Regions from separate parts of the Homo sapiens genome. Here region 2 is linked to region 1. The links are chromatin loops, found by intact Hi-C in ENCODE. Cell type or tissue: mammary epithelial cell. All regions are shown on one strand. Each heading gives the region's core, and the rest is flanking DNA. Links, peaks and the distances in the headings are about the cores only. Region 1 overlaps KLK4 (kallikrein related peptidase 4). Region 2 overlaps LOC105372441 (a long non-coding RNA gene).

Region 1 (16,738 bases), core at 4,473-9,472:
ACCTTCCCTGCAAAACAAACTTATACTTTCTTCCTTATACCCCTTGTCTGCCACATCTGTTACCCTAGCCTCACCAGTGTGCCAGGCCCAGTTCCCAAAGATGGCAGGAAAAATATGGGGATCTGATCTGGATGTGCCCTATTGTTGCTGTCTGTTTATGTGTGGATTTGACTTTGAGGGGACATATCCACGTTTCCCAGTGTAGAGGCTCAGGGTCTTCTGACTGTGAAAAGTCCTTGTTTGGTACTTGTGCGTAGTGCAGTTCTGTGTGCGTGTGTGTGTGTTGTGTGTGTGTGTATGTGCATGCACATGTGTATGTGGTGGGTGTGCAAGGCCCTGCTGTCCACTACCTGCCCACACATGTGAGCCATGTCCCCATATGGGAAAACTGATGAGTAACCTTCAACACCAAGTGTCTGACTTGGGGGGTGATCTAGAGACAGATAAATCTTTCCTGTCCCAGCTGCCTGTGTCTCCAGAATATGTCTTTCCCCATAAATGCCCAACTCTGTGTCTGGGAGTAGCCAGGAATCTAACCTATGAAGCTGTATTTGAATGTCTGGCCCTTGGGGTTGGTGTCTGCAACTCTGAATCACCACTAAGTGGTTTTATGGATGAATCACAGTATTAGCTTTGACTAACTTTATCTGGGTCTGCACATATGTCTGATTTTGGCTATATTTGTTTTCAAAATCTGAACGTGCACACGTATGTACCATAACTAAGTCATGTGTCCTTGATTAAAATAACTGATATTTATTACTATGCATTACAGTTACTGTGTGCCAGGCATTATCATGCACACCCACACACAGGCATACACACAAAGACACATTTTTCTATTTAAGTCTTAAGGAAACCCCCATGAACAAATGAGGAAATGGAAAGACATTGAGGTCAAATAATTTTCTCAAAGATTCAGAAATAATATGTTTGATCCCAGGTGGTCATACTTTTGGATACAACCACCATACTATAGACCCATGTCTGTGAATTGCTTTTGGAGGGGCTACTCAGGATATGTCCCCTCAAAGTCAAACCCAACACTGCATATCAGTGTCTCTCTCCTGTGTACCTTTACTAAGGCCCCCACCTTGTACGTTCAGACCTTGTGTGCAAGTGTGTGCAACTGGAACACTGGGTATCCAGACCTACAGTGGAGTGTAGATTTTGGTCCAAGCTTCTATGTCCAAAGCTCTGTGTGTGTGTGTGTGTGCGCGTGTGTGCGCGTGTGTATGCACACATACACCTATGTCTTTTTTTTTTGAGACAGAGTTTTGCTCTTGTTGCCCAGGCTGAAGTGCAATGGCATGATCTTGGCTCAAGTCAACCTCTGCCTCCCTGGTTCAAGCTATTCTCCTGTGTCAGCCTCCCGAGTAGCTGGGATTACAGGCATGTGCCACCATGCCTGGCTAATTTTGTATTTTTAGTAGAGAAGGGGTTTCTCCATGTTGGTCAGGCTGGTCTTGAACTCCCAATCTGAGGTCATCCACCCACGTTGGCCTCCCAAAGTACTGGCATTACAGGCGTGAGCCACTGTGCCTAGCCACACCCATGTCTTAACTGTCCACACTTACATACAAATATCAATGTCCATATAGTGACCCTCGAAGCTGAGATCTATTTATATGTTACGTGAAGGTAAGCTGTAAATGCTGTACCTACCAATACCTAAGTTTGAAAGTCTGGTTGTGCATATATGTAGGTCCACAATCTAGTATGGCCACATCTGTGCCCTTGTATGACCCTGAGTTTGGCCGAGATACCCAAACTCTGGGACCAAATTTGTGTGTCATACATACTGAGTGTCACATCCATTTAATATCTGTGACAGATGAATGAGCCTGAATGACTGGCTCCAAGTGACCACTTGTCTGAACTCACTGTATCCAGTGACCTTATCTTCATCCCCAACCACAGAGAACTTCTTGCCCTCTGGTCTTTTCCCCTTTCTCTCTCTTTTGGGAACCTATAACACATGAGATGGGTGGTGGGAACAAAAAAGGATACAGTTCCAGGGAAAAGAGGCAAAAGTTTTTTAAAGCTAGAGAGAAAACAGTATTTTAAAAACATATCAGAGGCTCCTGGAGAAACTGAGGGGAAGGCATAAGTGAAGAATATGTAGGTAGATAAGGGCACAGTCAGGGAATAGGAGGTGAGAAGGACCCTGTCCTCATGGATCCTCTACTCCCATCCCAGAGGCCTAGGACGGTGACTAGGTCCTGGGAACTGAGGAGTGTATGCTCTGCTCCCAATCTTGGCAAGTGATTTTCTTTGAATGTGGACATTTTAACTGTGGTCCTTCATGCACTGTCCCCCGCTGTGAGCTCTCTGAGGCCCACTACCAAACCTGGTAAGAAGGCAGGGGTCAGGGTCCTGAAAAACGTGGCTGGGAGTAGGAACCCATGGGTTCTGTACCTGGAGTTGGAGAAGGCTGAAAGCCGGGAGTCCAAGGTCTTGGAGAAGGAAAATGTTGGGATTCTGGACTCCTGTATTTTAATGGGTTGGGGAGAGAGTCCTTGACTCCTCTGAGGACAAAAGTACTGGAGCTTGGGGACTACAGCCCAATGGGTGTGTGCCCACACATTGGAACTCTTAGCTATCTGAGAGGCAGGAGTAGGGGCCATTGGTACCAGGGCCTCAGGAGGTGGTAAGTGGAATTTCAGATTATCACAGGGCTTGGGGATCCCAGATTGCTAACATTTGGGTCTTTCTGTCTACTCCACACTCAGCTTGTGGGTAACCACTGGCCTGCTAGCTCCCTATAGTTGCTGGGCCAGCAGGAGCCCGACGAGCAGGAACTGCGCAAGCGCGCTGGTTCTAAACAGCTGAAGGGCGTTTGGCGCATCTTCTGACATCATCAGCACTATGAGGATCCCGGCGCACCACTATGGCGTCACTTCGGCGCAACTAGCCCACCATCACCCGTGCGCCTCTCCAGTCACATGTATCACATGGCACTGCCCACGTCTGCCCCCTTGTGGGTGTGTCCAACATGGTGGCTGACTTAGGCTTTGTGTCCATAGGGAGGAGCCTAGGACCACAGGGAGGCTTGGGTCACAAGATGCTTGAGAAAAGCCAGATGTGTCCAGTCTATGAAACCTGAAATACATGGCTTTTGGGAAGAGGGGCAGGGTCCTGAATGTATGGGTCCTTCTCAAGTTCACGGTCTTCCCTGGTGGGTCTCCTTGATAATTGTATTGTGCCAACATCAGCATAATTTCAGACACATCTGGTAACATGGACTACCCAGGGCACCTGATGGACACCTTAGTGTGTGCATGTTTGGAGGGCGGAGGCGCAAATGATCCTAAAATCTTGATCTTGGTTACTAATGTTGTTGGCTGTTCCCCTAAACTGCACATCCAGGGCAAATGTTGATTTGTTGCATCCTAGACCCTGCCCTCAGCTACACCCCTGTCTCCACCACAATCCATCCCAACACCATCCTCATCCCTAACTTTGTCACCATCTCCTGCCCTTGAGAGCTGATGAAAAGGAACGCCCAGAAAATGGAACTTACGGCCAGGCGCGGTGGCTCACGCCTGTAATTCCAGAACTTTGGGAGGCCAAGGCGGGTGGATCACCTGAGGTCAGGAGTTCAAGACCAGCCTGGCCAACATAGTGAAACCCCGTATCTACTAAAAATACAAAAATTAGCTGGGCATGGTGGTGCGCGCCTGTACTCCCAGCTTCCTGGGGAGGCTGAGGCTGGAGAATCACTTGAACCCAGGAGGCGGAGGTTGCAGTGAGCTGAGATCACGTCACTGCACTCCAGCCTGGGCAACAGAGGGAGACTCTGTCAAAAAAAAAAAAAAAAAAAAAAAAAAAAAAAAAAAAAAAGGAAAGAAAACAGGGGATGTGTGCAGAAAACCAGGAGATATAGAGTCAAGAAGCATCAGAAAAAAGGTCAAAACAAAAGGTCAAAAAGGGCCCCCGCCAACAACAACAAAAAAGAAAATGGAAGTCACCTGCCAACATTACCTAGTTACCCAGAGGCTGAGCTGGGATTCACACCCAGGGCTGACTAGGTCTTTCTCCTGCATCTCCTCCCCTTTTCTTGGAACACCTACGTCTCTCAGGTTATCCTTTCCTTCCGAAGCTTCCACAGTTGGCTCAAACCCAGGGTTCTGAGATAACCTAGTCTCCCTGACTCCATGGAGGCTCTGCTTCTCATTCAGACCTAGCAAAATCATCTAAAGCTCACTCCACCAATATTGAGCTCCTAGCCAGACCTTACACCAAGGTAAGCCCTGGCCCATGCTCAAGCCCCACCCCTCCTAAAGTCTTATCCCTGCTCAAGCCCTGCCCCTAGCCCAAGCCCTTTCCTCTGTGCAAGCTTCTGACCAAGGCGCTGCCCTCTGCTCAAGCCCCACCCCTTATCAGGCTCCACCCATCCCAAAGCCGTAATCCTGCTCAACCCCACCCCTGCTCAACTCCACCTGTGCCCCAGGCCCTTTGCACAAAAATTAGCTGGGCATGATGGTGCACACCTGTAATCACAGCTACTCTGGTGGCTGAGGCAGGAGAATCGCTTGAACCCAGGATGTGAAAGTTGCAGTGAACCGAGAGCATCATCTCTGACCAAGGCTCTGCCCTCTTCTTAAGCCCCATCATGCATAAGGCCCCATCCCTGCTAGCCTGCCACCCCTGGCCTGGGACTCTCCTTCACTCAAACTCTCCTCCAGCCAGCGCTTGCCTCTTAGCTGGCGCTCTGCCCCAGACCCACCCAGCACTCACTTCTGGAGGCAGTGTGCAGCCGACAGCACCCACTGTGGATGCTCTAAGATGCCCCAGCGTCTTAAAGTTTTCCACTGACGGTGCTGGCTGCCTGCCAGGGCTGCAAGTGCAGACTGTATTCCTGTTGCCACCAATGAGGACTTTGCTGGCACTGGAGAAAGTGCTTGGGAATGGAGTCTGGGATCCTTCAGGGGGAATCACAGCTCCTGGGGATGGAATCAGGACACAAAGTGGAGGGGTTCAGAGTCGAGGGTCAGGGTTAGGATTAGGAAGGTGTGGGTTGTATTGAGGGGTGTGATGGTTAATATCAAGCATCAACTTGATTGGATTGAAGGATGGAAAGTACTGTTCCCTGGGGGTGTCTGTGAGGGTGTTGCCAAAGGAGATTAAGATTTTACTTAGTGGACTGGGAAAGGCAGACCCACCCTCAATCTGGGTGGGCACCATCTAATCAGCTGCCAGCGTGGCCAGAATAAAAGCAGGCAGAAGAACGTGGAAAGACTAGACTGGTTTAGCCTCCCAACTTACACGTTTTCCCCTGCTGGATGCTTCCTGACCTCGACATTGGAATCCAAGTTCTTCAGCTTTGGGACTTGGACTGGCATCTTTGCTCCTCAGCTTGCCGACAGCCTATTGTGAGACCTCACCTTGTGATCATGTGAGTCGCTTATCCTTAATAAACTCCCCTTTTTATATACATCAATCCTATGAGTTCTGCCCCTCTAGAGAATCCTGACTAATACAGGGGGGAAAACATGGGCAGGGTATCCAGGTCTGCTTTTTGGGCTGGGGCATGATGAGGCTAAAGGACATGTCAGTTCTTTTTTTTTTTTTTTTTTTTTTTTGGAGACAGAGTCTTGCTCTGTCACCCAGGCTGGAGTGCAGTGGCGTGATCTCGGCTCACTGCAAGCTCCGCCTCCCGGGTTCACGCCATTCTCCTGCCTCAGCCTCCTGAGTAGCTGGGACTACAGGCGCCTGCCACCATGCCTGATGCCTGGCTAAGTTTTTGTATTTTTAATAGAGATGGGATTTCACCATGTTAGCCAGGATGGTCTCCATCTCCTGACCTTATGATCCACCCGCCTTGGCCTCCCAAAGTGCTGGGATTACAGGCTTGAGCCACCGTGCCCAGCCAGGACATGTCCGTTCTAAACTCCAGGCCCCTGGTCTGTCCCTCCGATACCTCCTCTTACACCATCCTCAGACACACAGTTTCTTTTCTTTTCTTTTCTTTTCTTTTCTTTTCTTTGAGATGGAGTCTCACTCTGTCGCCCAGGCTGGAGTGTGGTGGCGCAGTCCTGGCTCACTGCAACCTCTACCTCCTGGGTTCAAGCGATTCTCCTGCTTCAGCCTCCTGAGTAGCTGGGACTACAGGTGCCTGCCATCGCACCCAGCTAATTTTTTGTATTTTTAGTAGAGACAGGGCTTCACTGTGTTAGCCAGGATTGTCTCGCTCTCCTGACCTCATGATCCACCCACCTCAGCCTCCCTAAGTGCTGGGATTACAGGGTCTCCCAGCTAATAAATGGCAGGGCAGGGCTTTGAACCCAGGCAGGGCAACTCCACAGCCTATTTCCTTAACCACTGTCCCATAAGGCCTCCCAAGGCCCCAGTGAGCAGGGCATGACTAAACATGCAGCTACATGTCAGAACCCTGGAGTCAGGCTCAGGGACACAGGACCAGGTGACAGGCACAGGACACAACCTCCCATGTGACATCACGCTTGGCTACACACACTCTTGCAAAGCTGCAGGGTGACTCATACAATGTGGTCACACCATGATACACACAGCACATGACACTGAACCAGATAGGTACAACCACAAAGATCCAGTCACATGGTAAATTACAGTGATATCATAATCCAGAAACAGCCTCGGATGAATGGAAATGCCTATTCACCCCAATACACAAAAATCACACAAGTACAGCCACACAAGCACCCCCATACACACGTCATACGGGCATGTAAACTTAGAAGCAACCCTGTCTGCTTGAAGACGGTGACACTTTGGGACATACACATCACACACGCAAAGCCATGGACCAAATTGTGTCCCCCCCTCTCCAGACTTATATGTCAAAGTGCTAAGCCCCAAGATAGTGGCATTTGGGGCTGGGACCCTTGGGAGGTGAGGAGGGTTAGCTGAGGTTGTGAGGGTGGGGCCTTCATGATGAAATTAAGTGCCCTAATATGAAGAGGAAAAGAGGGAGAGAGAATTGAAACCTGCTAAACCTCAGACTTGGACTTTCCGGTCTCCAGAATGGTGAGAAATAAATTTCTGTTGTGGAAGCCACCTGTCTGTGTTATGTTGTTATGGGAGCCAGAGAAGACTAAGACACACACACTTACACCACTCTCCCACCACACACACACAACACACACACCTGTGACATTGTGGACGACATATCCCAGGAGCCTGGTGCAGGGGGTTTCTGCTGTGGTCATCAGGTTGGCACCTGGTGGGGAGGGGATTCTGGGATTCTTTAGCCGTCTCCCTTCTCCACCCTCCCACAGAATCTCTGGGCAGCAACAGCCATAAGGGATCCTCTCCACCTTAGGCGGTGAGACCCTGAAACCATAACCTAGGGCAGAATTTCTCAACCTGGCCGCTACTGACACTTCTGATTGAATCATTCTTTGTTGTGGGCACTGCCCTGTGTGCTGTAGGATATTACGCAGCATCCCTGCCCTCTGCCCACTAGATGCCAGTAGCACCCTCCTTGCCAAGTCATAGCAACCAAAAATGTCCCACTGTCCAGTGGTCTCTGGGAGAAGTCAGTGTTAGCAACATCTGGAATGAGAGGGAGTGATGGGGAGCTGGAGAGATGGAAACTCAGAGTGCAAGAAAGGCAAAGAAAGTCAGTGACAGAAACAGAGAAAGTTAGATAGGGATAGAGACACAGAGACACTGATACAGAGACACCAAGATGGAGGCTGGGGGAGACAGAGTCAGAAAGCTAGGATGGGGAAGATGGAAACACAGGCACAAAGAGTTCTCAGGGTCAGTGAGTCTGAAAGGTATGGAGACGGAAATACAGGTGTTGACAGCAGACACAGCCTACAGCCTCTGTGCCCAGGCATTGTTCTAAGCACTTGACATGCAGTAATTCACTTTCATAGGAACCTTACCTGGAAGATTTGATTATTAGCCCCATTTCACAGAGTTAAGTATCAGAGAGGTTAAGTAACTTGCCGAAGGTCACACAGCTATCAGCAGTTTATTCCATTTTTACTGCTGAATAGGATTCCATTGTATGGATGCACCATGGTTTATCTGTCCACTCGCCAGTTTATGGAACGTCTGTCACTGCTTTAACACTGCAAACTTCCCTCTCCCCAATCTTCCTTATTATTTAACTTATTATATATGATTTGTACTAATTTACAATATTATGTTAACACATATAAATGTATATCTAATTTGTTATTTATTTTATTGGATGTATTTTCTATTGTTTGTATCTTTCAGCTACAACAAGAACAAGGATCTTTGCCAGTTTTGTTCACTGGTTTATCCAAAGCCCCTAAAACCCTGCCTAGCACATAGTAGGTACCTGATAAGTACTTACTGAATAAATGAGAATGAATGGATGGCCACAAACTCTTTCTATCACTGTATTTCTCAGTTGAGCTTCTCGGTCAGGGTACTGCCTCTCTGGCTGTTTCTGTCTTTGAGACAGACAACTAACACACACACACTCTCTCTCTCTGTTTATATCTGTCTCTCTGTGGCTGACACTCTCTCCATCACTTTTTCCTGTCTCTTTCAGTAGATCTCTCACTGGAGAGATCTCTTAGTCTCTAGAGGGTGGTTGGGGTCTTGTCAGGGGTCTGGGGTTGGGAATCTAGAGCAGAGGAATGGAGTTTGGAGGCTGGGTCTGAGGTCTGGAGTCAACCTCCAGAATCTCCAGTTTGTGCTGTGGAATCTAGAGCTTGGAATCTGAATTCTGGGATTTTGGGGTTTGGAGTGAAGCATCTGGAATCTAGACGAGACATCAGCAAACTATTTCTGTAGAAGTCCAGAAAGTAATTATGTTAGGCTTTGTGGGCCAGACAGTCTGTGCTGTAATTGCTCATTTCTGCTGTCCCAGCATAAAAGCAGTCATAGACAACACAAGAAGGAATTAATGTATGTTCCAACAAAATGTTATTTACAAAAACACACAGCAGCTGGATTTGGCCTGCAGGGGTGATTTGTTTACTTCTGATTAAACTGGAACCTGGAAAATGGAATCCAGAAATGGAAGTCTTGGTTCTAGAGTCCAAAGACTGGTCTGATATCTAGAGCTTGGACCACAAGTCTGATCTCCAGGAAGATGAAGCTCAAAGTCTAGAATCTGAATTTGGTGACTGAGGTCCTCATTTTGGAGTTAAGATTTTTTTATGTAGATCACAAGAGACTGTCACTTCATTGCAGTACAGTTTAGCCCTGAAATTGGGGTTTAGCCAAGGAGGGTTCTTGGCTTCACTTAGGAAAGGATTCAAGGGTGCTGGTAGTGTGAGACAGCAATTTTCGTTGAATGGTGCTGCTCCTTGCGAAGCAGGGCTAACTCATAGGCAATGTGCCCAGAGTCAGCCACCTATGGGCTCTTGGCAACTATATTTATACTCATGTAAATCCACTTTCAATTACATGCAAATTAAGTAATGGGTCAATGTAAATTGAGGGGTCATTTATTTAGAACTTTCTAGGAAAAGAGCAGTAACTTCCAGGTCATTGGCATGGAAAGGAGCAGTAACTTCCGGGTCACTGCCATGGAAAGGGGAGGTAACTTCTGGGTCATTGCCATGGAAAGGGGAAGTAACTTTCAGGTCATTGCCATGACAGTTTATAAATGCCATGACACTGGTGAGGGTGTTCTATACCAATGAGCAATGAGAGCAGATAGGGATCACTTTTGTCTTCATCTGGTCATTCCTGCTGGTTTTTTTTTTTTTTTTTTTTTTTTTTTTTTTTTTAAGATGGAGTCTTGCTCTGTCGCCCAGGCTGGAGTGCAGTGGCACAATCTCGGCTCACTGCGAGCTCCACCTCCCGGGTTTACACCATTCTCCTGCCTCAGCCTCCCGAGTAGCTGGGACTACAGGCGCCTGCCACCACGCCTGGCTAATTTTTTGTTTTTTAGTAGAGATGGAGTTTCACCGTGTTAGCTAGGATGGTCTCGATCTCCTGACCTCGTGATCTACCTGCCTCGGCTTCCCAAAGTGCTGGGATTACAGGCGTGAGCCACCACACCCAGCCTTTTTTTTTGTTTTTTTGTTTTTTTTGAATTTTATCCTGCCTGGACTTGTTTTGGTCAGCAGGGTTGTGACCAGAAAACAAGTCCTGCCAGTCTCCTACCTGACCTTTATAAAACATTGTCTGGATAATCATGAAAAGTCGTTTGGTCTAGTTGTCAGTATAACACAGAGAGAGAGGTCTTCCCTTCCTACCACTGGGGACTCCTGCCTGCTCCCTGTGACTCAACATGTTTCTACCCAACTAACTGAGGTCTGGCATCGTCCTATGGAGTTGACCTGAACTGTCTGTCTTTTCTTCAGAGCAAGGAGTGCCGCAGGGGCCCAGGTGTCACCATTTTGTTATTATAGGCAACCCCTCCAGGCTGCTTGTAGAACCATCTAAGGCAAAATTACTGATCAAGTTCATGTCTATCCAGGTAAACCTGAGATGAGTAAAATGACCTGTCCATCCATTCACTAAGGTCTTATGAACTGTCCACTCATCCCCTGAGGTCCTATGAATGTTTTTTTCTTTTAGAGACAGGGTCTTGCTCTGTCACCCAGGCTGGTGTGAGCATAGCTCACTGGAGCCAAGAACTCCTAGGCTCAAGCAGTTCTCCTGCCTCAGCCTCCTGAGTAGCTGAGGCTATAGGTGCACACCACCACACCCAGCTAATTTAAAAAAAATTGTAGACATGGAGTCTTGCTATATTGCCCAGGCTGGTCTCAAACTCCTGGCCTCAAGCAATCCTCTTGCCTCAGCCTCCAAAGTGCTGCAATGCCTGGTGCCTGTGAATTTTTTTTTTTTTTTGAGACAAAGTCTTACTCTGTTGCCCAGGCTGGAGTGCAGTGGTGCCATCTTGGCTCACTGCAACCTCCACTTCCTGGGTTCAAGTGATTCTCCTGCCTCAGCCTCTCTAGTAGCTGGGATTACAGGCACGTACCACCAGGTCTGGCTAATTTTTGTTTTTTTAATAGAGACAGGGTTTCGCCATGTTGGCCAGACTGGTCTTGAACTCCTGACCTCAGGTGAACCGCCTGCCTCGGCCTCCCAAAGTGGGCTAGGTTTAGATTTCTATATGTAGAAATTGTATAGATAGGTTAATAGTGTTATGGAAATTTATGTCCTCATTCTTTTTTATTGTGGTAAAGTACACAAAATATAAAATTTACAATTAGTGGCATTTAGGACACTCACGATGTACAACCCTACCAGTATTAATCCAGAACATTTTTATTACCCCAAAAGGAAGCCTTGTACACATTAGCAATCACTCCCCACTCCCCCCGAGCCCCAGCTCCTGGCAATTGCTAATCTGCTTTCTGTCTCTATGGATTTGCCTATTCTGTATTTCATATAAATAGAAGCATAATTCAGCCACAAGAGATGGAATGGAATAATTCAGCCTTTTGTGGCTGAATTATTTCACTTAGCATCATGTTTTCAAAGTTCATCCATGTTTAGTATTTCATTCCTTTTTGTGACTGAATATTCATTGTATGAATATGCCAGAAATTACTTATCCAATTTACTAGTTTTACCTGTTGGATTGATTGTTTCCAGTTAGATGCTGTTATAAAAAAAAAAGCTTCCATGAACATATATATAGGCGCACATATATAGAGTCTAAATCATTATATATATCCTATATATTGCAGATATGCATAAGTTTCTTTAGTGCGTATACTCAGGAGTGAAATTTCTGGGCATTAGATATGCATATCTTGGCCAGGTGTGGTGGTTCATGCCTGTAATCCTAGCACTTTGGGAGGCCGAGGCAAGCAGATCACCTGAGGTCAGGAGTTCAAGGCCAGCCTGGCCAACATGGTGAAACCCTGTCTCTATTAAAAATACAAAAAATTAGCCAGGTGTGGTGGCAGATGCCTGTAATCCCAGCTACTCAGGAGGCTGAGGTATGAGAATCGCTTGAACCAGGGAGGCAGAGGTTGCAGTGAGCCGAGATCGTGCAACTGCAATCCAGCCTGGGCAACAAGAGCGAAATTCCGTTTCAAAAAAAAAAAAAAAAAAAAGATATGCATATCTTTACCATTTCTACTTGAGGTCATGGAAATATCCTCCTAAATTATGTCCTAAAAGTTACATTGTCTTGCCTTAATCAGGTCTAATCTACTTGGAACTGATTTCCGTGTGTGGTGTAAGGTAGGAGTTCAATGCCATTTTTTTTCCATACTGATACCCAATTTTCCCAGCAATACCTACTGAAAAGACATTTTCTCCACTGCTTTGCAGTGTGATTTCTGTTTCACATAAAGTGCCTATAAATGCATAGGTCTGCTTCTGGCTCTGGGTTCTATTCTATTGGTATGTTTGTCTATGTCTGTGCTAATATCACACTTCTCGTGATAAGTTACAAGTAGAAAAGGCTACCCTCCTTGCTTTTCTTTGGAAGTGTGCTGGCTGACCTTTGCCCTTGCCCTTTCTTCTTCATAAATTTTAGAAACAGTCTGTCAGGCTCCAGAAAAATCCTGCTGAGATTTTGGTTTGGAATACATTGAATTTTAAAATAAATTTGGAGATATTTCTCCTCTTTACAACATTGAGTTTTCCCCTCCGTGCACATGGAACAATATATCTCTCCATTTATTTTGGTCTTTCTTTTCTTTCTCCCCTCCCCTCCCCTCCCCTCCCCTCCCCTCCCTTCCCCTCCCCTACCCTCCCTTCCCCTCCCCTTCCCTTCTCTTCTTTCGAGATGGAGTCTTGCTCTGTTGCCCAGGCTGGAGTGCAGTGGTGCGATCTCAGCTCACTACAATTGTCGCCTCCCGGGTTCAAGGGATTCTCCTGTCTCAGCCTCCTGAGCAGCTGGGATTACAGGCGTGAACTGCTGCGCCTGGCCTTTGGTCTTCTTTAATATCTCTCTATGGTATTGGATATCTTTGAAGACTTATTTTTAGGGTCTTCATGGATTTTACATTTTTTGATTTTTTAAAATTTTGTGGCAGTTACATAGAAATGCAGTTGATTTTTTATTCATTTGCTTCCAACAATCTTGCTAAATGATATGATTATTTCTATAATTATTTATTGATTATTTGGGACTTTCTGCATTCACAATCATATCAACTAAAATGTTTTATTATTATTTTTTTGAGACAGAGTCTTGCTCTGTTGCCCAGGCTGGAGTGCAATGGCGTGATCTTGGCTCACTGCAACCTCCGCCTCCCAGGTTCATGTGATTCTCCTGCCTCAGCCTCCAGAGTAGCTGGGATTACAGGCACATGCCACCATGCCCAGCTAATTTTTGTATTTTTAGTAGAGACGGGGTTTCACCATGTTGGTCAGGCTGGTCTCAAACTCCTGACCTCAGGTGATCTGCCCACCTCGGCCTACCAAAGTGCTGGGATTACAGGTGTGAGCCACCACGCCCGGCCAGCTCTTTTTCTTCTATAATTATGTGCTTATGGCTGCATGTTTCTCTCCGAGCACTGTAGTAGGCATACGCAATACATGTGTATACATCTGGTATTTTCCTTAGCATTTAATTCCAAATATTTTCTAATTTCCATTATATCTCTTGTTTGAACTCTGGGTTCTTTAGAGGTGTTCTTTTAAAATCAAAACGCACAGTCCTAGATGAGATAACTCAGAAACAGCCAGTCAAATACCACATGTTCTGTCTTATAAATGGGAGCTAAACAGTGGGTACAGACAGGCATAGAGTGAAATAATAGACACTGGAGACTCCGAAAGGTGGAAGCATGAGAGGGGGTGAGGCGAAGGAGGAAAATGACCTGTTGGGCACAGTGCACACTACTTGGGTGATGGGTACAGTAAAAAGCCCAGAGTTCACCACCACACAACATATCCCTGTAAGAAACCTGCACTTGCGGGCGGGGCGCGGTGGCTCACGCCTGTAATCCCAGCACTTTGGGAGGCTGAGGTGGGAGGATCGCCTGAGGTCAGGAGATCGAGACCATCCTGGCTAACACGGTGAAACCCCGTCTCTACCAAAAATACAAAAAATTAGCCGGGCGAGGTGGCGGGCGCCTGTAGTCCCAGCTACTCGCGAGGCTGAGGCAGGAGAATGGCGTAAACCCGGGGGGCGGAGCCTGCAGTGAGCGGAGATCGTGCCACTGCACTCCAGCCTGGGCGACAGAGCCAGAGCGCGACTCCGCCTCAAAAACAAAAAACAAAAAAGTGCACTTGCACTCCCTAAGACCATTTTGAAAACACATGAGGATTTTCTGGTTATCATGATTTCTAGCTTAATTACATTGTGGTCAGACAACATACTCTATATATTCCAACTTGGAAATTTGTTGAGACTTGCTTCGTACCTCAGTAACAGGTTCACTTTTGTAAATGCTATGTGTGGTTTTTAAATTGAGGTAAAGTTTTTATTGAGGTATGCACAGTGTGGCGTTAGAGTTCAATGAGTTTTGGCAAATGCATACTCATGTAATCCTCACTCCTGTAAAGTTATGGAAAATTCCCATCACCCGAGAACGTTCTTTTACCCTTATTCCCAGTCTGTTTTTTTTTTTTTTACTTTTATTTTTGAGATGGAGTCTCACTCTTTTGCCCAGACTGCTGTGCAGTGGTGTGATCTCGGCTCACTGCAGCCTCTGCCTCCTGGGTTCAAGCAAGTCTCCCACCTCAGCCTCCAGAGTAGCTGGAATTACAGGCCCCCACCAACACACCCATCTAATTTTTTTTTTTTTTTTTGAGATGGAGTCTTGCTCTGTCACCCTGGCTCGAGTGCAGTGGCGCGATCTTGGCTCACTGCAACCTCCACCTCCTGGGTTCAAGTGATTCTCCTGATTCAGCCTCCTGAGTAGCTGGGATTACAGGCACCTGCCACTATGCCTGGCTAATTTTGGTATTTTTAGTAGAGACGGGGTTTCACCATGTTGGCCAGGCTGGTCTTGAACTCCTGCCCACCTTGTCCTCCCAAAGTGCTGGGATTACAGGTGAGCCACCGCACCTGACCCCAATCTGTTTCTATACCTATTCCCCTCTCCCATCCCAGCAACCAGGCCACATTGAATAATTTTGCCTGTTCTAGAATTTCATATAAATATAATCATATAGTGTATCATATTTTGTGTCTGGCTTCTTTCACTCAGAATAATGATTTTGAGATGCATGTATGTTGTTGCTTATATCAATAGTTTATTTCTTTCTGGTGCAGAGTAGCAATCCATTGTATGGATATATCACAGTTCGCTTATCCACTCACTTACTGATAGACATTTGCTGCATTTCCAATTTCATTATTATGCATGAAGCTACTATAAACATTCTTAGGGAAGTGTTTTCTATGGCTATTACCTAAATACCTAGGAGTAGAATTGCTAGCCGTCATGTGGATGTATGCCTGTCTTTCTAAGAATCTGCCAAGCTGTTTTCCAAAATGGTTGTAGCATTTTACCCCCTACCCCCAGCAATGTAGGAGAGTTACAGCTGCTGTAGATATAACCAAGACTTGATGCTGTTATTCTTTTCAATTTTAGCCATTCTGGTAGCTGTATGTCTTTTGAAATGATTCTATATTTTTCAGATACTGGGTGCAACATTCCATATATGACCATTAAATAGAGTATGTTAATCATACTGTTCAAATTATCTATATACTTATTCAGTCTCCCATCTCCTTGCCCCTCAGTTGCCCCATTGTGCCCCTCAAACTTCCCTCTTTCTACTCCTTGGTCTCTGTTGCTGTCACTCACAGTAGCCCTCGCCACAATTCTCCCCACTAGACTCTAGCTGCAGCAGCCAACTTCTGAGACACATGCAAATTAAAAATTCTTGAAATGCAGTTAAGAAGACAAAAATGAATATAGATCAACTAAAGCTGAATAGTTAAACTAAGCAAGAAAATCTCTACGGTTACCATTTGCTGACCTGACTTTTCAGAAACTGGACAACATCCATGGCACTGGTTTCTCTTAACTATCCAGGGAATGGCCCCTCCCTCTGAAACTCTGTGGCCCTCCTGGTCAAAGCTCGCATTTCCCAGATAGGGAAATGCGACCCATGGAGGGAAAGCCATTTGCTGGAATCTCTTGAATGGAAGGGGAAGCAAGGAGGACACTACAAACAGAACCTGCGCTTCTCTTAGACTTTATTTCTGGATCTAGGGGAAAGGGACAAAAAATGAAAAACCAACTGGTAAGGTTGGGTCAACGTGCCACAAGGGGGCACTGTGTACAGGGAGAGTCTAGGTGGCATTGGACCGCTGGGTCTGAGGGAGGAGGGGCTGGGACCTGGACCTCTGGGTCTGGGGAAGGAGGGGTTGGGGGCCTGGACCTCTGAGTCTGAGGGAGGAGGGGTTGGGGGCCTGGACCCCTGGGTCTGAGGGAGGAGGGGCTGGGGGGTCTGGACTCCTGGGTCTGAGGGAGGAGGGGCTGGACTCCTGGGTCTGAGGGAGGAGGGGCTGGGGGGTCTGGACTCCTGGGTCTGAGGGAGGAGGGGCTGGACTCCTGGGTCTGAGGGAGGAGGGGCTGGGGGGTCTGGACTCCTGGGTCTGAGGGAGGAGGGGCTGGGGATCTGTACCCTTGGTTTGAGGGAGGAGGGGCTGGGGGCCTGGACTCCTGGGCCTGAGGGAGGAGGGGCTGGGAACAGATATTCCTGAATTCCTTCCGCAGGATGTATTTGGGGGTCAATTTCATGGGTTCCCAGTCCCCAGAGTTAACTGGCCTGGACGGTTTTCTCTATCCACTCAGTGAATTTGCAGAGGTTGGTGTAGACACCTGGCACGCCAACTTGGCCACACGGGGCTTTTCCGAAAGACACAAGGCCCTGCAAGTACCCGTTG
Region 2 (15,284 bases), core at 4,718-9,717, 58 kb before region 1:
GACTTATCCCATCCACTGTTAATAAATTTCTTCTGACCACCGGTATCCCCTTCCCCCAACCCCACTCTGCGCTTCCTTCTGGGTCCCCCATCTCTGGAAGGTTTACTCTTCCTCTAGGCACTCGGACAGACCCTGCCCCACCTCCTCCACCTGTCAGCCTCCAGCACCATGCTACCAGCCCCTGGATCTCTCTCCATCATCACCAAGGACCCCTGTCCCAACTTTTTTTTTTTTTTGAGACGGAGTCTCACTCTGTCACCCAGGCTGGAGTGCAGTGGCACAATGTCGGCTCACTGCAAGCTCCACCTCCCAGGTTCACACCATTCTCCCGCCTCAGCCTCCCGAGTAGCTGGGACTACAGGCGCCCACCACCGTGCCCGGCTAATTTTTTGGAAATTTTTTTTTTTTAAGTAGAGACAGGGTTTCACCGTGTTAGCCAGGATGGCCTCAATCTCTTGACTTCATGATCCACCCACCTCGGCCTCCCAAAGTGCTGGGATTACAGGCATGAGCCACCGCGCCTGGTCTATCTCAACCCTCTTATCTGGCCTTTTGGGTCCCCCTCCAGTCCAGTCCCCTCCACCAGCTTGCCCTCCAGCCATGACCCCAAAGGGTCTTTCTACATCTGGAGCTGGCTGTGCCCCTCCCCTGCTCACCACCCTCCATGGATCCTTGGCACCACCAGGATAAAGTCCAGCTCTTCAAATTCACTTTCTTTCTTTTTTTTTCTTTTTTTTTTTTTTTTTTGAGACGGAGTCTGGCTCTGTAGCCCAGGTTGGAGTGGAGTGGCGTGATCTCCGCTCACTGTAACCTCTGCCTTCTGGGTTCAAGAGATTCTCCTGCCTCAGCCTCCCAAGCAATTGGGATTACAGGTGTGTGCCACCACGCCCAGCTAATTTTTGTAATTTTAGTAGAGACGGAGTTTCACCATGTTGGCCAGGCTGGTCTTGAACTCCTGACCTCTAGTGATCCACCCGCCTCAGCCTCCCAAAGTGCTGGGATTACAGGCATGAGTTGCCTGGCTCCAGCCTCACTTTCAAGGACAAAAGTGGCTTCTTCCCTTCCAGCCCCTCTCCCTGGGTCTCCCATGACCTTGTCCTAGACGCAGCCAGTGCTGCCATTTTCCCTCCTGCCATTTCATGCTTAGGCTATTCCTCCCACCGCATATCCAACGCCATTCCCTTCCAGCCCCGCTTCCTCCTTGAGGCCTTCTCTGACCTCCCCTGACCCTCAGTGGTGTCTGCCTCCCCTACGAGACTGGCAGCTCCCCGAGGAGCTGGTCTGACTCCACTCTGGGTCTCCAGTACTGCAGGGCCCGACCCACGGGAGGCCTCAGGAAGCTTTGAGGGTGAATTGAAATCCTTCTTCCCCATATCTTCCAAATTCATCTTTGTCCTCTGACACTCTGCCCCCACCTCTTCTGGGAGGCCCCAACACCTAACAGGTGTCTCCCCTGAATCCCACAGCACCCATTCTGTCTCCATTACAGCGCAGATGCCCCATACTTGCTGAGGTCTGGCCTGTTCTTTTCTCCATCTGGGGGTCTTGAAGATGGGGCTCAGGTCAGGTTCTTTCTGTGACCTCAGCACTGCCCCACCTGGGGCCTGGTACACAGGAGGCCTCCGGGAGGTTGTGCTGAACTGACTTGAACCCGTGATCACTCCTGACCACGTTCTTGGCTCTGATACAAGTACTTCAGGGACGTCCTCCTGATCCACTCCATCCCCCTCCCTCCCCACCACTGCAGCTCCTTCTGGCCATTCCAGGACATTTTCTTGGTTCAGGTTCAATTTGGGGCATTGGTAAAGGACACGTGGATCTACCCATGCCCTTGACACTCAGTTCTCCAAGCGTGGTCAACGTTTCCCCTTGAAACCAGGGCACAGTGAATCTCCCCTTTGCCCCTCCCTCAGTCTTGTCTCAAAGCTCTCACCTCCTCCAGATCCTCCAGCAGCATCTAGGGCAGCTTGGGTGCCAGAAGGGAGCAGGTACCAGGATGCCTGAATTTATAAGCTCCCAGTCCCAGCTGGGTCTGGGGGTGTGGTGGTGTAGGGTGGGGTGGGAGGTGGCTGAGAGTCAGGTTTACAGGCAGAGACGCCTTGGTTGCTGGTGGGGTGGGAGACTTGGCCTAATGAGCATTTATTAGGTTGAAGCTGTTGTCTGAGTCCACAAAGAGGAATTCTCCACCAGGAGCAGTTCCTCAAGGGGGAGGGGACAGGAGGACAAAAACAGAAATTAGGAGGAGATCAAAAGACAGAGTCTGGAATTTGGGGTCTGGAGTGTGGAAACTGGATCCTAAAGTCCCTGTTCTTGGGCTTGGGGCAGAGTTCTGGATCCCGGGTTCTGGATCCGGATCTGGTTCTGGATCTGGGTCTTGGATTCTGGATTTGAGGATCTTGAGTTGGAGATTAATGACCTGCAGTCTGGAATATGGATTTCAAAGTCTGAGTTCTTGGGCTGGGGGTCTGGAATCTGGATCCTGGAGTCGGGCCTTTGAGTGACAGATCGTGAACCTTGATTCTGGATCCCGGGGCATTCGAATCTAGAACCCACAATAGGAGCCTGGAATCTGGTGTTTGGAATCTGGCAATCGAGGCTGGAAACCTTTGCACCTGCTATGAGAAGCCTGGGGCCTAGACTACAAATGGTAGATTTGGGATTTTGAATTGTGGGGTCTGGATTCTTTTTTTTTTTTTTTCTGAGATGAAGTTTCGCTCTTGTCACCCAGGCTGGAGTGCAATAGCGTGATCTCAGATCACTGCAACCTCCACTTCCTGGGCTCAATAGATTCTCCTGCCTCAGCCTCCTGAGTAGCTGGGATTACAGGCGACCACCACCACGCCCAGCTAATTTTTATATTTTTAGTAGAGACAGGGTTTCACCATGTTGGCCAGGCTGGTGTCGAACTCCTCATCTCAAGTGATCCACCTGACTCAGCCTCCTAAAGTGCTGGGATTACAGGCGTGAGACACCATGCCAGGCTTGGGGTCTGGATTCTACAGGGTGGATCTAGCCTCTGAGCTTTCAGGAGTAGACTTTGGAACATACAGTCTGGAGTTTCAAATCTGTTTTTGCATTGAAAACCTGGACTGTGGCTGGGCCCAGTGACTCATGCCTTTGGGAGGCTGAGGTAGGAGGATTGCTGGAACTGAAGGGTTTGAGACCAGCCTGGGCAACACAGCAATACCTCATCTCTATGAAAAATCTAAATAAATAAATAAATAAGTAAATAAATTTTTAAAAGGCTGAATTGAGAGACAGGGACCTGGCTTTCACGATTCTGAGATTGCTAGAATCTTGACTCTAGAGTCTGAATTTAGAGTCTGGGAACCCAGGGTCTCTATTCTGGTCCTGTAGTCTTATTTCTGGGTTCTAGAGCTTGAAATCTGGATTCTGCATCCCAGAGGCTGGAGATGATCACTGAGATGACCCAAGGCTTTGGGTATTTGAGGCTGGCTTCCAATGTCTCAGAACCCCAGAGGGCCCCAAGCAATTATCTAGAGTCTATTTTGGCTTAATTAATGAGGAGGTCCCAAGACAGGAGGGACTGACCTCACTCAGGTCACCCAGTGAAGGATGGGACCTGTTGTAAGCGTGGTCTCTCCCCATGTGTGGAAAGTCATCATCTTTATGGGAAGGATTCAGCCATTCTAGAACTACAGGCCCCTGGAATTTCTAGAATATCAGACTTTCAGATTCTAAAAGCACAGGCCCTAAGACATTCTGGCAGTGGAGGACACTCTGGAAGGTAAGATTTTAGAATAGCCTAGAACCACAGAGCTCCAAACACTCTAGAACCTTCGAACATCGGGCACTCTGGAGTCCCCAGAAACCTCATGCATTCTAGAACGTCGGGTCTCCAGACATTCTACAAGCCCAGACCGGCAGACATAATAGATCCCCAGGTTGGAAGCTATTCTAGAACTCCTATGTCCCTTTGCCTCCCTCCCCACAAATTGATGCTCAAAGTCTGCGGGCCTCACCCTGGGCCACCGCTTCAGCTGAGCAGCCCTGTTTATGGAATGCGGCTGCAGGCCACTCCTCCGTGCCAAGTGCTCTCTTTGTAGGATCTCACTCCGGCTCCCGGCAGCCCTGTGAGGTGTTTATATTAATAACCTTATGGCTTCCTGCTGAATACGGAGGAAACTGAGGCCCAGACAGGAGGCAGCACAAGCAAGGTTCCTGCAGAAGCGAGAGGCCACGCGGGAGAGGAATCAGTGTTCCGACTCCGGAACGCCCGGTGGGCCCTTTCGCCGCCACCCCTGCAGCCGCCTCCCTCTGTTGGGGCGCGGTGGTGACGAGGGAAAGGAGCCGAGCCCCTGGGACTTCCTCGGTGCCAGGTCTGTGCTGAGCGCTTCCCGTCACGATCGCACGTGCTCCTCCTCCTAACCAGCCTAGGCAGGTACTGATGAAGCACCCCTGATACAGACGGGGACACTGAGGGCGCTCCCGCCGCGCCGAACCCAGGCGCGCACCCGGTCTGCGCTCGGCTCCCTGGAGGGCGCGCAGCCAGCGGCTCCCGCAGCCCCGCCCCCACGCGGTGACGTCGGCGCCCCGTCCCCGCCCACTGTGTCTGGCTCAGGCTCGCGCGATCGATGTCCTCCTGGACGTGTCCGCGGACGTCCTTCACCTCCACCGCGGCCTGGGTCCCGCCCACCGCGGCCTGAGTCTCACTTTTGCCCGGCTCCTCCTCCTGAGAACGTTCCCTGGGAGTTTTTCATCAACTCCCGTGGTTCATCCACCAACCACGCAGGTCTCCTCCATCTGACCCTGAACTCCGGCTTGGGCAGCCACCTGCTCCTGGGCGCCCCCTGCACCACTGTCCCTAGGCCCCTCTCACTTACCGAGTCCCAACTCATTGCTCTATTTCCCCAAACCCTCCTTCCCTGTTCTTCCACGTTCTTCATCTCAGGGGCAGCGTCACCGACCACCCAGTTATTCGGCCAGACGCCCTTGGCACTGACCTTGCCCCATCTCTCCCCTTATCCCCTACAGCCCATCGGTCCCCAGCCTTGTCCCTTCGGCCCCTGCCTCTCTCTGCCCCGTCCCCTCCTCTCTGTCCCCTTGGCCTGGCTCCAGCTCAGACGTCCTCCTCTCTCTCTGGACCCTCGCTCCTCCTGTCCGGGAGGACAGCCTCCTGTCGGTCACCACGTGGCCCTAGAGGGTCTCTCTGCACTTGGAGATCACCCCGCCCCTCCCCTGCTCACAGCCTTCCCTTGCAGCTCCCCATCACCCCTGGGCAAGGTCCCGGCTTCTCGGTCTGCAGTTTTAAGCCCTTTGAGATTCCCCAGCAGGAAAAAGCCTCCCCTCAAACCCCCTTCTCAGGGGGCCTGCAGACTGCCCACCTCCGGAGCGGGACTGGACTCGTGGTGCCCGAAGGGCCTCCCCATGAGGTGCTGGCCCTCTTCTAACTTAGTCTCACCACGGCCTCCGTTCCTTCTGGAACCAGACAAGCTGCTGTTTCAGGGCGCTGGGTCTGGATCCAGACAGCATGGGTGCAGATCTCTGTTCCACTACTTACTATTTTGGGAGACCCTGGTAAGAGTTTTTTCTTCTCTGTGTCTCAGTTTCTTATCCTTAAAATCAGAGGATCCCCTCGTAGAGTTTTTCGAGGAGTAACGACTTAGTTTGTGTTAGGAGCTCAGAGCATATAGTAAATTATGACGATTCATTCATTTAACACATGAGCAGACGGGAGTGCGGGGGTCACTGGTGAAGGTCACCCAGGCTGCAGAAGTGGAATCAAGAGAATGGTTCTCGGGGTCCTGGTGCCCCTTGTGAGAAGCATCAGCTCTCTGGGTGTCAGGTGCTCATCTGCGAAGGGGTCTTCCGTTGCGGTGGGGTGGAAATGGGAGGGACCTCACAGGGGTTGGATGAGGTCATACCCATGGAGCAGGTGTGCGAATCATAAAATCAGGCTGAGGCTTGCAAGACCGGTTAACACGGCACGTGATTCAGATGTAGCCGCTGGAGCCAGGTGGCCCGGGTTTGAGTTCTGCCTCTGTCCCATAATACTGTGCACCCTCAGGCAAGTCACTTAGCCTCTCTGTGCCTCAGCTGCCTCAACTATAAAGTGGGGGTAATAATTGCTCCTCCCTCTTCTGTGGGAGTGTTTTGAGGTGTTCATTCTTGAAATCTGTGCCCGGCACTGAGTGAGTGCTGGGCCATTATCAGTCTGTCCTATTACCCTTGGGAACTGAAAGCTGGGGAGGGATGGTTATGTGGGGTCTTTCTCAGATGACACAGTTGGGTAGCAGCAGATTTGGCACTGGAAGAAGCCACTGTGCTTTTTGTTTTGTTTTGTTTTCTGTTTTTTGTTTTTTTTTTTTTTTGAGACGGAGTCTCGCTCTTGTTGTCCAGGCTGGAGTGCAATGGCATGATCTTGGCTCACTGCAACCTCCGCCTCCTGGGTTCAAGCGATTCTCCTGCCTCAGCCTCCTGAGTAGCTGGGATTACAGGCACCCACCAGCACAGCCGGCTAATTTTTGTATTTTTAGTAGAGTTGGGGTTTCACAGTGTTGGCCAGGCTGGTCTTGAACTCCTGACCTCAAGTGATCCACCTGCCTTGGCCTCCCAAAGTGTTAGGATTACAGGCGTGAGCCACCGCGCCCAGCCAGAAGCCACTGTTTTGATCTCCCAGATGTGGTATCTTTTTCTGAATCCCTGTGACCCCTTTATCAAGACCCCTGTTTTACAGATGGGGGAACTGAGGCCCAGGGAGAGGAAATGGAGGTGTGAGACCCTGGTATGAGAGTGTGACGTCAAGCAAAGAGAATGTCACACGCAGACGAGTTCTTCTCTGAGACTTTATTTCCTGGGCTGTGCTGGGGGAAGCTGGAGGGGAGGAGGCAGAAAAACCCACATCTTCTCTTCTTTTGTCCTGGGAGGGCCTTACCGATAGGTGGCATCAATTGTGCGTTTGTTCATAGCAGTTTTACTCCTGGGTCTGAGGGAGGAGGGGCTGGGGGCCTGGACTCCTGGGTCTGAGGAGGGAGAGGCTGGTGCCTGGACTCCTGGGTCTGAGAAAGGAGAGGCTGGGGGCCGGGACTCCTGGGACTGAGGGACGGGTGGCTGGTGTCCAGGACTCCTGGGTCTCAAGGAAGAAGGGCTGGGGGGTCTGAGGGAGGAGGGGGCTGGGGACTCAGACTCTTGGGTCCAAGGGAGGAGCGGCTGGGGTCTGGACTCCTGGGTCTGAGGGAGGTGGGACTGAGGGCCCGGACTCCTGGGTTTGAGGGAGAAAGGCCTGGGGGATCTGAGGGAGGAGGGGCTAGGGTCTGAACTCCTGAGTCTGAGGGAGGTGGGGCTGAGGGCCTGCACTCCTGGGTCTGAGAGAGGAGGGGCTGGGGGGTCTGAGGGAGGAGGAGGCTGGGGGGTTTGAGGGAGGTAGGGCTGGAGTCTGGACTCCTGGGTCTGAGGGAGGAGGGGCTGGGGGCCCGCACTCCTGGGTCTGAGGGAGCTGGGGCTGGGGAGGTCTGAGAGAGGTGGGGCTGGGGGGTTTAAGGGAGGTGGGGCTGGAGTCTGGACTCCTGGGTCTGAGGGAGGAGGAGGCTAGGGACCCGGACTCCTGGGTCGGTGGGAGGAGGGGCTGGGGCATCTTAGGGAGGTGGGGCTGGGGCCTGGACTCCTGGGTCCTGCACTCTGGGGCTGGGAGAGAAAGGCCTGCCCTGCCTGCGTCTCCCTCTCTGTGTTCCACCCCCACCCATAGACCTCTTCGCTAGAGTCCTGAGCCCCCAGCCCACTTTCCAGCTCCCTCCTCTTCCCTTTCTGGAAGCTTCCCTTCTGCGTTTGTTCATAGGAGGTTTGCTCTTGGGTCTGAGGGAGGAGGGGCTGGGGTCCTGAGCTCCTGGGTCTAAAGGAGGAGGGGCTGGGGAGTCTGAGGGAGGAGGGAGGTGGAGGCCCAGACTCCTGGGTCTGAGGGAGGAGAAGCTGGTGCCTGGACTCCTGGGTCTGAGAGAGGAGAGGCTGGGATCTGGGACTCCTGGGTCTGAGGGAGGAGGGGCTGGGGTCCTGGACTCCTGGGTCTGAAGGAGGAGGGGCTGGGGGGTCTGAGGGAGGAGGGAGCTGGGGAGACGTGTGTCTTCTCCCTCCCGTGACTCCTGCTCACTTTCCCCATGTCTGTGTTTCTGCTCCCCTCTCCCCGTGATCCTGTCAGCTTCTTTTAGTTTTTATTTTTTAGAGTTGGGGTCTTGCTCTGTTGCCCAGGCTGGAGTGCAATGGTGCAATCATAGCTCACTGCTACCTCAAACTCCTGGGTTTAAGCGATCCTCTGGTATCAGCCTCCCGAGTAGCTGGGACTACAAGTGTGTGCCACCATACCTGGCTAATTTTTACGTTTTGTTTTTTTTTTTGTGGAGATGGGGTCTTGATATGTTGCCCAGGCTGAGATTGTAAAAAGTCATCATGGAACACCCCACCTCCCAGTGCAGGAAAGCTGGCTGTGGTATTGCCAAGAATGATGTTTATTGCAGCACTATTCCCAATAGCTAAGATTTAGAGACAACCTAAGTGTCCATCAACAAATGAATGGATACAGAAAATGTGGTACATATACACAGTGGAACACTATTCAGCCATCAGAAAGAATGAGAGCCTGTCATTTGCAACATGGATGGAACTGGAGGTTATGATGTTAAGTGCAATAAGTCAGGCACAGAAGATAAACTTCACAGGTTCTCATTTATTTTTGGGAGCTAAAAATTGAAACAATTAGCCGGGCACTCACACCTGTAATCCCAGCACTTTGGGAGGCTGAAGCAGGTGGATCACCTGAGGTAAGGAGTTCAAGACCAGCCTGGCCAACATGGTGAAACCCTGTCTCCACTAAAAATACAAGAATTAGCCAGGCGCAGTGGCGCGTGCCTGTATTCCCAGCTACTTGGAAGGCTGAGACACAGAAGTGCTTGAACCTGGGAGGAGGGGGTTGTGGTGAGCCAAGACCTCTCCAGTGCACTCCAGCGACCTGGGAGACAGAGCGAGACTCCATCTCCAGAAGCCTGGAGAAATAGGGACAAAAAACAAAAACAAAACCAACTGAGTTAATGGAGATAGACAGTAGAAGCATAGTTATCAGAGGCTGGGGAGGGTGAGGGTATGTGGGTAGTGGGGAAGTGCGGATGGTTAATGGGTACGAGGAAATAGAATAAGATCTAGTATTCGATAGCACAACAGGGTGACTGTGGTCAATAATAATTTAATTGTACATTTAAAAACAACAAAAAGAATATAATTAGATTGTTTGTAACACAAAGGGTGAATGCTTGAGGTAATGGATACCCCATTTACCCTCATGTGATTATTACACATTATATGCCTATATTAAAATATCTCATGTACCCCATAAATATATCCACCTGCTATGTACCCACAACAATTACAAATTAGCAAAAAAAGAATAATGTGGCTCTTGCCAGGTTTCAGCTCCACCCTTGCTGTGTGTGTGGCGCGTTGCGTCCCCAGGTCCCTCTCAGTGGTCCGTGGAGAGCATTACCACCTGTCACTGTCTACTATCTCAGGGCAGACCCTCTCTCCTCTCTCTTCCTCCATCTCTGCACCCCACAAATAAAGTGGCAACCCCCCCGATGTGTGTCTTTGCAGAACCTGAATGTGATGAGATTGCCAGAAAATGCCAGTGTGCCCCTGGATGGGTGGAGGAGGGTGGGGCGGGTGGAGGGGACAACTTTGCCCCATTGGGGAACCACTGGGCTATACCTGTCACTGAAGCTTCCTTTCTCCCCTGCACCTGACTCCACACCTCAGGACGCAGGTCAGGAGGGCTGGGGGATGCTCTAGCCTTGGCCAGGTGGGCCTGGAGATGATTGTTCACTGCAGGAGCATTCACCTTTTTAGATGGGTGCTTCCTGTCTAGAGAAGGAGACACGGGGAGCTGGAAAGAGAAGCCTGCAGAAATAGGGACCGGGCAAAAACAAAGGAGGGTGGAGTCGGGGAGTGTAGAAGAGATAAAGTAAGGACTGGAGTGAGGAAGAGGCATCAAAAGAGGGAGGGAATGGTGAAGGCAGAAAACCGTGAGAAACGGGGAGTGAGAAGATAGCATGAGAAAGACAGGATCAAGTCAGGCGTGGTGGCTCACGCCGGTAATCCCAGCACTTTGGGAGGCTGAGGCGGGCGGATCATTTGAGGTCAGGAGTTTGAGACCAGCCTAGCCAACATTGTCTCTACTAAAAATACAAAAATTAGCCAGGTGTGGTGGTGTGTGTCTGTAATCCCAGCTACTCAAGAGGCTGAGGCAGGAGAATCGCTTGAACCCATGGTGGGGTGGAGGTTGCAGTGAGCCGAGATCGCACCACTGTACTCCAGCCTGGGTGACAGAGTGAGACTCTGTCTCAAAAACAAACAAACAAGCAAACAAAAAAACCAGGTAAACTGAGGCTGGGTTTTGTATCCCAGACCAAATGCCTGCACTTTGAATGCCTGGTTGGGAAGCCTGAGATTATCCTGTAGGGAAGCATCGAGAGCATGAACTGAATGGTGTTAGGAGACAATTATCCATGGCTCTCTTACCTTTCTGCCTGTCTCCTGAAAAAGGTATTAGCCACTTTTGAGTTCCAGATTGTCTTTTTATGGATGTTTCTCTAGAGCATCAGAGCATGTTTGTTCACTGTCTTAGATAATAAAGATAATGTCCTTCCATAATGATTTATTTATTGGCTAGGATAGTAAATACAACATGTCCTTCCGGGGCAGGTGGATCAGCAGTCCGACATAACAAAGATAATATCTCTCCGAGTTTCAAAGTCAAGCAGATTTCCTTGCATCTCCCTTATAAGATTGAAGATTTGTAAATACATGTAAACAGAGGTTCCCCAGCATTGACGCAAACCACTGTGTGCGCAGCATCTGCCTGAGCCACTCTGATCATCCCTGTAGGACCTGGGGGGCAAGGTGAGCCCATGTGAACATGAATCTCATGCTGCCGGCTGTGCCATGAGTAATAAAGTCCTTTGTCTCTGACCCGGAGTTGTTGTGTGTTCTGCCAATAGTTTCACTGGATACAAAATTCTTGGCTGATAATTGTTTTGTATAAGGAGGCTAAAGACAGGACCACAATCCCTTCTAGGTTGTAGGGTTTTTGCTGAGAAATCTGCTGTCAATCTAATAGGTTTTCCTTTATAGGTTACCTGATGCTCCTTCATCTTGACTTTAGATAACCTGATGACTATGTGCCTAGGGGGGTCATCTTTTTTTTGTTTTGTTTTGTTTTGAGATGGAGTCTCACTCTGTTGCCCAGGCTGGAGTGCAGTGGTGCGATTTCGGCTCACTGCAACGTCCGCCTCCCGGGTTCAAGAGACTCTTCCGCCTCAGCCTCCCGAGTAGCTGGGATTACAGGTGCGTGCCACCACACCCGGCTACTTTTTTATATTTTTAGTAGAGAAGGGGTTTCACTGTGTTAGCCAGGATGGCCTCGATCTCCTGACCTTGTGATTGGCCTGCCTAAGTCTCTTAAAGTTCTGGGATTACAGGCGTGAACGACTACGCCCGACCAGTGGTCATCTTTTTGCAATGAATTTCCCAGGCGTTCTTTGAGCTTCTCATGTTTGGATATCTAGATCTCTAGCAAGGCCAAGGAAGATTATTCCCCTCAAATATGTTTTCCAAACTTTTAGATTTATCTTCTTCCTTGGGAACATGAATTATTCTTAGGTTGGTTGTTTAACATAATCCCAAACTTCTTGGAGGTCTTGTTCATTTTTTAAAAATACTTTTTTCTTTGTCTTTGTTGGATTGGGTTAATCCAAAAGTCTTGTCTTTGGGCTCTTAAGTTCTTTCTTCTACTTGTTTGATTCTATTGCTGAGACTTTCCAGTGTATTTTGCATTTCTCTAAGTGTGTCCTTCATTTCCAGAAATTGTAATTGTTTTTGATTTACGCTATTTCTCTGGAGATTTTTCTGTCCATATCCGGTAACACTTTTTAAAATTTCTTTAAGTTGGTATTCACCTTTCTCTGGTGCCTTCTTGAGTAGCTTAGTAATTGATCTTCTGATTTTTTTTTTTTCTGGCAATTTCAGAGATTTCTTTTTGGTTTGGATCCATTGTTGGTGAGCTGGTGTGATCTTTTTGGCGTGTTAAATAACCTTGTTTTGTCGTATTACCAGAATTGGTTTTCTGGTTCCTTCTCCTTTGTAGACTATGTCAGAAGGAAGATCTGGGTCTCAAGGGCTGCTCAGATTCTGGATTTAGCTACCCAGTGGAGCGTCTGCGCTCTGGGCTGGTACTGGGGGGTGTCTGCAAAGAGTCCTGTGATGTGATTCATCTTCAGGTCTCTTAGCTGTGGATATCAGCACCTGCTCCGTTGGAGGTAACAGAGGAGTAAAGTAGACTCGCTGGGGTTCCTTGGTTGTATTATTTTTTAGTGCGCTGGTTTTGTGTTGGTTGGCCTCCAGCCAGGAGACGGCACTTTCAAGACAGCATCAGCTGCAGTAGTACAGGGAGGAAAACAGCTTGCCCTAGGGTTACCTGGATAAGTATTCAGGTTTCTCAGGTGGAGGATGGGGCCAGATAGCTTCCAAGAGAGTATGTCCTTCGTCTTTGGCTACTAGGGCAGGTAGAGGAACACCATCAGGTGGGGGCAGGGTTAGGGGTGTCTGAGTTCAGACTCTCCTTGGGTAAGGGTCGCTGTGGCTGCTGTGTGGGGGTGGGGTGTGGTTCTCAGGCCAATGAGGTTATGTTCCCAGGGGAATTATGGCTGCCTCTACTGCATCATGTGGGTCACCAGGGAAGTGGGAGAAAGCCAGCAGTTTCAGGGCTCACCCAGCTCCCATGCAGCCCAAAAAGCTGGTCTCATTCCCACTGTGTGCATCCCCAATCAATGCACAGTTTGTTTGCAGGCAGCAGGTGCGCAGGGCTGGGAACTCGCCCCAGGCTACAAGCCTCCCTGCTGAGAAAGCAAGCAGGGCTTTCAGGTTTCGTGCCTCCCCACCTGCTGCAGCTTCTGTGCTCATGTCTGCACTCACAGTTCACCCCCTCCCCTGAGTTCTGTCCAGGAAACTTCGTGTTCAGTTGAAATTGTTGCAAAGTTCAGCTGGAAGCTTCCTTCTCCCTGTAGTCTTTCCCCAATTCCGTTGGCAGCCCTCCCCAAGGACCCCTGTGAGATGAAGTCAGAAATGGCTTCCCTGGGGACCAACAGTACCCTCAGGGCTCTTCCTGCTGCTTTCTCTACCCCCCGTATTTCATTCAGCTCTCTAAGTTCATCTCGGCTCCAGGTAAGGTCAAATCCTTCTCCCATGATCTGGACCTTCAGATTCCCCAGTGAGGATGTGTGTGCAGGGGCGGATGATCCCCCCTTCACACTTTTCACACTTTGAGCACTCACAGTTTTTCAGCTGTCTCCTGGAGCCTGCAGCAGCAATGTGCTTCCTTCAAAGGGTCTGTGGGTTCTCTTGGCTTTCCTGGTATGTTCCTGCAGTAGTTCTTGGAGCAAAAATTCAAGACGTGAGTCTCCACATGCTGCTCTGTCCATCTGAGTGGGAGCTGCAAGTTAGTCCTGCTTCCTAGCCACCATTTTCTCCCCACATTAGCTTTTTGACTTTTCTTTATATATATATATATATATATATATATATATATATATATATATATATATATGTTTGTTTTTTTTAATTATACTTTAAGTTCTAGGGTACATGTGCACAACGTGCAGGTTTGTTACATATGTATACATGTGCCATGTTGGTGTGCTGCACCCATTAACTCGTCATTTACATTAGTTATATCTCCTAATGCTATCCCTCCCCCCACTTGACTTTTCTTTTTTATTAATTGCCTGTTCATATGCTTTGTCCATTTTTTTAGGGGTTGCTCTCTTGTTCATGTCAGAAGTTTCTTGTGCCTTCTAAATGGTGATCTCTTTTTGGTTTTGAACATTGTATAAGTCATCTTTTATAAATAGAAATTCTGAATTCTTATACAAGTTTCTGGATGACAGTGCCCTCTAAGCAAAAATTCTAAATTTTCCTATAATGAAGTACATCCAAATTTTGGTCTATGATTTGTGCTTCTGAAGTTGTGTCAAGAAGCCTTTTCTTTGTGTTAGATAACAAAGGTTATCTCTCATATTTTCTAGCCTCTCTAACCCTCTCTGTTTGTCCATCTGTTTCTGTATCTCATCCCATCTATATAGCTATTCATTAATTTCTCATTTAACTGATATTTGCTAGTTGTCACAACTGTGACTTGATGAAGATAACATAAACTCATAATAATATCCCTCAATAAGAAAAGGAACGATAAACTAGTGTCATTAGCTTATAAACCGTGTTAGATTAATTGGTGGATCAGAACACTTGAAATGTCCTGAAATCTTTCAGCTGACATTTGAAAGAAACTTACTATTATTTCTCCCCAAATTGGGCAAGAATCCTAGACAAATCATATGAAATTTAAATAAATAAAAGCTTTGAAGCTGAAAGAAATGTTTCTAAAGGATTAATAATGAAAAACAGATTTTGATCAAATATGATAAAAATGAAATTATTTTTCTTCCCCTAGAAAATGAGATTACAGGCCGGGTGTGGTGGCTTACACTTGTAATCCTAGCACTTTGGGAGGCCAAGGTGAGCGGATCATGAGGTCAGTAGTTCAAGATCAGCCTGGCCAACATGGTGAAACCCCGTTTCTGCTAAAAAAAAAAATACAAAAATTAGCCAGGTGTGGTGGCATGCGCCTGTAGTCCCAGCTGCTCGGGAGACTGAGGCAGAAGAATTGCTTGAACCCGGGAGGCAGAGGTTGCAGTAAGCCAAGATCGCACCACTGCACTCCAGCCTGGGCGACAGAGCGAGACTCTGTCTAAAAAAAAAAAAAAGAAAAGAAAAAGAAAATCAGATTACAAAATCATTTGATGATAAGCAGAGATAACTGAAGAGTATGAGGACAAAAGAATGTAGGAGAAGAACTTTATAAGGCATTTAAGACAATTGCTAAATTAAAAAATTCCACATCTTCTAAATTTTGCATTGATTTTGGTACTGTATACTCTTTTGAATAGTTCCCGTATTATTCCTTTTATCATTTAGATTCGCTATTTACATTTGTTATTTCTTTTCCCATTAGATTAATCTGGGTTATACCTAAGTTTATATTAAGAATCTTTTATTCTTTTTTTGTTTTTAAGAAGCTGAAGACCTCAGAAAACCTGATCAACATGAAATATGGTATGAAGTAGTACTCAATAAAGAGAAAACATGATGGTAATCTTGAAGAAAAGCACCATATTCATCTCTGTATGTCCTTCTGTGTCCCTCTCTGTCCCTGGGGGAGGGCCTCTCTGACC

The links. Hi-C counts contacts between places; a loop is a spot of excess contacts. Peaks named below come from ENCODE experiments on the same cell type or tissue, not always from the same donor. Only the 100,000 strongest peaks of a DNase experiment are listed, where the experiment ranks them.
Region 2: it touches region 1 in a loop (2.0-fold over the local background); 4 of 110 quality-filtered maps call a loop at or near these places.

What each region holds. Positions count from the first base shown.
Region 1 is chr19:50,890,323-50,907,060 of GRCh38, forward strand. It overlaps KLK4 (kallikrein related peptidase 4), which reads right to left. Exons shown (of 6, transcript NM_004917.5): 6 at 16,029-16,738. The coding sequence ends at 16,612. It also overlaps the pseudogene KLKP1. Among named protein-coding and RNA genes, the nearest start is that of KLK4, 13 kb to the right of the region's middle. RefSeq lists enhancers at 749-798, 869-978, 6,206-6,585, 6,616-6,745. In mammary epithelial cell, for the core only: a CTCF peak has its summit at 7,458 (motif pointing right); DNase peaks (open chromatin) are centred at 6,469, 7,039 and 7,379; H3K27ac peaks cover 909 bases; H3K27me3 peaks cover 172 bases.
Region 2 is chr19:50,831,594-50,846,877 of GRCh38, forward strand. The region is part of intron 2 of LOC105372441 (a long non-coding RNA gene); the gene reads left to right. KLK15 (kallikrein related peptidase 15) reads right to left here and starts at 1,981. Exons shown (of 6, transcript NM_017509.4): 1 at 1,934-1,981. RefSeq lists silencers at 4,371-4,630, 6,826-6,955, 8,827-9,014 and enhancers at 4,791-4,840, 12,300-12,822, 12,823-13,344. In mammary epithelial cell, for the core only: a CTCF peak has its summit at 6,899; no DNase peak of the experiment used is centred there; H3K4me3 peaks cover 140 bases.